Linked DNA regions of Homo sapiens: region 1 is linked to region 2. A link is a loop called in an ENCODE intact Hi-C map of the cell type or tissue named here. Cell type or tissue: ascending aorta. All regions are shown on one strand. Links, peaks and the distances in the headings refer to the core of each region. The heading gives the core; the rest is flanking DNA.

What was found. A loop is a pair of places that touch in the nucleus more often than their neighbours do. Peaks named below come from ENCODE experiments on the same cell type or tissue, not always from the same donor. Only the 100,000 strongest peaks of a DNase experiment are listed, where the experiment ranks them.
Region 1: a loop joins it to region 2, with 2.3 times the contacts of the local background. A loop is called at or near these places in 6 of 110 quality-filtered maps.

The regions. Positions count from the first base shown.
Region 1 is chr5:54,581,168-54,584,078 of GRCh38, forward strand. It overlaps a transcript of SNX18 not described here. Among named protein-coding and RNA genes, the nearest start is that of SNX18, 65 kb to the left of the region's middle. In ascending aorta, for the core only: no CTCF peak of the experiment used is centred there; no DNase peak of the experiment used is centred there; H3K27ac peaks cover 1,962 bases.
Region 2 is chr5:54,523,583-54,526,493 of GRCh38, forward strand. All of the region lies in intron 1 of SNX18 (sorting nexin 18), which reads left to right. Among named protein-coding and RNA genes, the nearest start is that of SNX18, 7.3 kb to the left of the region's middle. In ascending aorta, for the core only: no CTCF peak of the experiment used is centred there; DNase peaks (open chromatin) are centred at 779 and 1,349; H3K4me3 peaks cover 2,500 bases; H3K27ac peaks cover 2,500 bases.

The DNA.
Region 1 (2,911 bases), core at 248-2,747, 58 kb after region 2:
ACTGCAGTCTACTTTGATCCTCTTCCATGTCCTCTCTGTGTCAAGGGGTAACATGAACAGATCCTGAATAAATATAGTTGCATGCCAAGTTATATTTGGGAAGATTCATGTGGTTCCACTGTGTGGGAAAGATGAGAGAGAGCAAGAAACTAGAGGCAACAAGTTAGGAAGCAATTGTCTAGGAAAACAATGGAATTTTAGGAATTTAGATGGGATTGCTATTGCTCTGGGGTTTTAGATTCCAGAACTACACAAGCAGAAATGAGGGTTTTTAAAATATGACTCCCCCGGCAAAAAGGAAAATGACCACATCTAGGTTTCACTTGGGAGGGAATGAGGATAGACGTCTGGCGTTCCCACCAGACTTCTCCCTGGGCTCAGCTCTCTCTGTGGGTCTACCCCTGCCTGCTCCCACGTTTCCCCTCCCTTCTTCCCTTGTTCTGGGCACTGCAGCTTTGTGTTTACCATCATTCAACAGTCAGCAAAGAAATACTTCCCTTTAGCGAATGTAGCAAAGACTAACAAGGCTTGCTGGAAACTGATTAGTTCTGGGGTTTCTTGTCCAGATAGAGCCTCCCTCAAATCATCCTCTTTATCAAAGTCCTCCACGTGGGTGGTGCTGGTTTTATTGAACCTAATCTCTGTTCAGTGAATTGTTGCAATGTAGCAAGCAAAACATCTGATTGTCAATGCCAGTTTAGATCTGAAGTTGCTAAGCCCTCTGTGTTAGGGGACAAACCCAGAATCAGAGACACCTGCACCCCTCCCCAGCTGAGATTTGCTCACCAGACTGAGCTTGGGGGATTCACTTCAGCCCTTTGCAGAGTTTCATCTGGAATATGAGTGCCAAGAAAGCCACTGTGTTCAAGTTGTCCATGAGAATTCGCCTCTATACCCTGGCAAGGCCTGGGAACAGAACAGATCCTCCCTAGAAACGAGAAGTGGAGAACTTTGGAGAAAAACTAACTTCATGGGTAAAACTCTGTTTTCCTTTGAAGGATTCTGGTCATTTTGTTAGAAATTAAGAGAGAAAAACAGATTACGGTTGGCTAGTATAGGCCCCTGGCACCAGGCATCTTGTTCCTTTTTCCTCTATTATATTTCTTGAAATATCTCAGATGGTAGCAGATGCCTGTATCCTAAACTGAAATTATTTGTCTCTGGGCCAGAATACTCTTAGGAAATCATAAGACATCCCATGAGCATTGACTAGAAAAGCTCATGATGCAATGTTAGATACTTTCAGTTGTAACATGTTTTTTAATGTTGTGTTTATATCTTTTTCTTTCCTAAATGTAGAATCTGTTTGGGCTGGGTGTGGTGGCTCATGCCTGTAACCCCAGCACTTTGGGAGGCTGAGGTATGAGGATAGCTTGAGCCTAGGAGTTCAAGACCAGCCTGGGCAACATAGTGCACCAAGACCTCCGTTCTACTAAAAAAAACCAAAAAACAAAAAAACAACAACAAAAAAAACATTAACCAGGCATGCTGGTGTGCACTTGTAATCTCAGCTACTTGGGAGGCTGAGACTGAAGGATCACTTGAGCTCAAGAATTCAAGGCTGCAGTGAGCTACGGCAACAGAGTAAGACCCTGTCTCAAAGAGAAAAATAAATTAGAATCTGTTCGGAATTGAAAAAAAAAGAAAAGTTAAACACATAACTTACCATCATTGACTTTAAAAGAAGCAAACCAACCATGATAGCTGGTTCTGGGGAGAAGGTTAGTAAGTGTGTTAAATCAAATCCCACCCATTCTTGGGTGTTTGGTTTAGGTTGCTTATTCTTTATAAAACCTTCCCTGAGTCAGTATAGCCCATAGTCACCTCTTCTCTGGGCTACTGTAAAAGTGACAGTACTATACAATTTAGTCCTTCATTGGAAATGTCCTTGTATTATTCACCATTGTATGTGCTGTTCCTGTTTCCCCAACCAGATGGTAAGATATGTTAGAAAGCAAGGATCCTACTAGACTCTGTATGTTTGTTTGTTTAAGATTGGGTCTTAAGCTATGTTTCTCAGGCTGGTCTTGAACTCCTTGGATCAAGCAACCCTCCCACCTCAGCCTCCTAAAGTGCTGGGATTACAGGTGTGAGCCACTGTGCCTGGCCTTGCTAGACTTCTTATTTCCTAAAAGCAAGCTTCCTTCTGAGAACATAGTATTTGACAAACACCTACTGAATGAAAACATTGAGCATGGAAGTTGGGCTCATTTCAGATCTGGCTCTGGGTCTTCCCTTCACTACAAGAAGAGCTCAGGCTCAGTGTGACCCAGGCCTTGCTATCTGGAGAAGCTGTGTCATGATAAAGTCAGTCACTTGTTATTGACAGCCACGAGTGGCAGTGGACATTCTGGTTAAGAACAAAGGCCTTGGGGTCAGCAAACCTGGGCCCAGATTTTACTTTTCCCACCTATTAGTCGTGTGGCATTGGACAAGTTATTTTACCAATGCTTAGCTTCCTTATGTATAAAATGAAGATCAAAATAGTACCTACCACTTAGCATGTTTTGGAGAAATAAAATAAGATATGTAGAACCATATGCCCCACTTCCCCAGCTGGGTATGTAAGTAATGTAATTTTCCCAGATTAGGAAATTCATAATCCTGTCCCTTCTTTGTGGACCCCCTTCCAGGGTCCAGCCTGGATACCCAGAAGTGCTTATTTGGTCTCAAGGGTCAGTCCTAGATCTTCTCACCCTGCCGGGTGTTCCAGGCTCCCCAGATGCCCTCTGCTGTAATGACATTGCTGCCAGAGCCTGATGGTGCTGCTACACCTGCTGCAGCTTGGCGAGCCACAGCAGAGCCCTTGACACTGACTGCCTTGCAGTGGCTCCTCAGGCCAGGAGGGAGGCTGTTTCTGGGTTGCCAGTGTGTAGCTCTTTTTTTTTTTTTTTTTTTTTTGAGACGGAGT
Region 2 (2,911 bases), core at 147-2,646:
GAGGCAGGACTAGATAAGTAAATAGGCAGTCCTGTTTTCTGTACTCTTAAATATACAGACTCTACTTCATCGCTCTCTAAATGTTCCAGATGGAGCCTTTTTTCAATAAAAGCCCCAGGACCTCAGGAATGGTATACCAGTAGTGGGCCTGTCAGTCTTGCTGGGTAGAATTTCACCATTGTGCTTCCTTTTACCACTAGTAGAGTTGGCCTGATGTCCTTCAGACATTAATTAAAGATAGCTGGAGTCCCAGCAGGGCACACAAGGTAAGGCTGGGCCACACGGAGACCCTTCCCTGTCTGCTCCCCATTCTCCTGTAGCTAAAAATAGCCCTGAAAGGGTGGTGCCAGGAATACAGAGAAAAGCTCTAAGAAGTTGGGGCTGTTTGCAAATTCATCCTTATTTTTGAAACCTCTGGGCTAGAAATTGAGGCTGTTCATTCTTTTTGTTTTCACTCCATCTTTAGTTGAACCCATTTCTCCTCTCCCCTGCATTTACCCCCAGCTGTTCTCTAAAAAGACCTCATGTCTCTAAAAAGAGAACAGGTCTGGGGCTTACCCTTTGCCCCAGTTTGTGTTTTCTTAGTGAAAATAAGGTGACCGTTGGTGCTTTCGAAATACACGACTCAGTTCCTTGGTTAAAATATAAATGTGACTGCCCAAGGACAGTCTTGGGCACGAAACTGGGTGTGGGCACCGCTCATACCACACCGTCAGGGGTTTCTCAGACTTCTTTTTTGAGCCACATAGCCTTCAGAGTCATGCCGACCACAGTGGGACCGAAGGGAGGCAGAGGACCTGCACTCCCACCCTCCTCCCAGTAACTCAGGGAGCCTATGAGGTTTCCTTGTTCAGCAATGTTGTCCTGTCTGGCCATCTTAGGACTTCTAAGCATAATGCCAGAACCCAAACAAGTGAGAAGTTCTGTGATTCACTTACAAACACTTCCCTTGAACTATTTAATATGTTCCTTCTCTTTGGGCTGAATAAAAAACTATTATTGTATTACCCCATGTATTTTTAAATCAAAGTTTAAATATCAAGTTAGATTTAATTTGCCATATATTTTTGAAGCTCTGTATCATTAACTAAAGGATTATAAAGTGGCAGAGTAATGCTGAGCTCTGTTTGACAAGATTATATCCGGAAGGCAGACGTGTATCATGTCTCATATTTATACAACACAGACTAGAATCTGGCCGCTCTGCCGGTGTCTGCAGGAGGGCTGGGTAGGCCTCTGGTCTTAAGTGAGTTATTTGACTAGCTACAGAGACAGGTCAGCCAGCCTCGGCAGTTCCTTGTGCCAGGATTCTGAGAGCCTGGTGGATGGGCCAGTCTGCCCCAGGAGTTGCACCAAGGGGTGGGACTGAGCTGGGTCTGCTGAGGAAGCTGTGCCAGTGAAGGGGCAGCATGCCAAGCCAAGAAGCCGTGGGTGCAGAGCCTCATCGCAGTGGGAGCTGGCCTGTCGGGACCAGCATGGGCTCTGGAGGGCCAGTGTGTGGGCATGGAGGAGTTTTGGACAAGCTATTTTAACCTGCGTAACGCTCACTTATCTTTGGCCAAGTGGGGGCACTTCCTCACGAGGTCAGCATGAGAATTAAATGTTATAGTTCATAGTAGCTAGTCACTAAATGTTTATTTTTGAAAAATAGATGGGTGAATTTAAAAGGAGATGACAACCAGGCATGGTGGCACATGGCTTTAATACCAGCTACTTGAGAGGCTGAGGGAGGAGAATCACTTGAGCCCAAGAGTTCAAATCCAGCCAGAGCAACACAGTGAGACCTTGTCTCTTTAAAAAAAAAAAAAAAATTAAGGGCGCTCTCCTTTGAAGGACAATTCCAGTAATCTTATCATCCCTCCTGGCAACCTATTGCCACCAGAATTGTAGGCAAAAGTACAAAAGCTCAAGGAGTCTTCAGTCTAGCAATTAAATATCTGCTTTAATCAGTTCGCCCTGTATTGCACACCGGAAGTAATGGCAACTGGGATAAATGTAGATGTTGTTTGGAGTCAATCGTTTGTTGTTGTTCACATTGAAGAGTGTATGTAAACTGTCTCCTCCTGGCTCCCCTCTAACCCAAATCACGTGTTCTGGTGCAGATCACTTAATGTTTCTGAGCTTCAGTTTCCTCATCTGTAAAAGTGAGGTTCATTATTTCCTAGGTACTATTTTGTTAGTTGACTTTTTTAAAAAAATAAGAGTAGTCTTAAGTATCCAGGAAACTTTTAGACATTGTTTCAGGCTGATTTTAATAGTGTTCTCTGTCTACTTATGTGACTGTTTTACGGGAGCATGAAAAGCCCTTATCAGTTGATGTGAAAGAACATTTATGCACGTTTAGTTCAGATCAGCAATCACGCATTGCAGGCTTACCTCACTAGGAACTTCGAATGTAAAAGTGATTAATACCTGGCCTGCTGCTGCCTGGTGAGGGTTCCCGGGTGTTCTGAAGCTGTGGTATGGTAGACAGCTGGAGCGACTTCTCTCTGACCCAAATTAATAGGACTACCAAAGAGATAAATTATGACAGTTTTTTAAAGATGGAGTCTTGCTCTGTCACCTAGGCTGCAGTGCAGTGATGCGATCTCGGCTCACTGCAACCTCTGCCTCGCGAGTTCAAATGATTCTCCTGCCTCAGCCGCCCGAGTAACTGGGATTACAGGCATGTGCCACCATGCTTGGCTAACTTTTTTATTTTTTTTAGTAGAGACGGGGTTTCACTATATTGGCCAGGCTGGTCTTGAACTCCTGACCTCAAGCAATCTACCCACCTTGGCCTTCCAAAGTGCTGGGATTACAGGTGTGAGCCACCGTGCCCAGCCTCTGATATTGATCTTATAGCTTGATTAAACTTTAATTTGAATGAGTTTTAGTTCACTTGTCATTTCTGTACCTTTTCTTATGACTT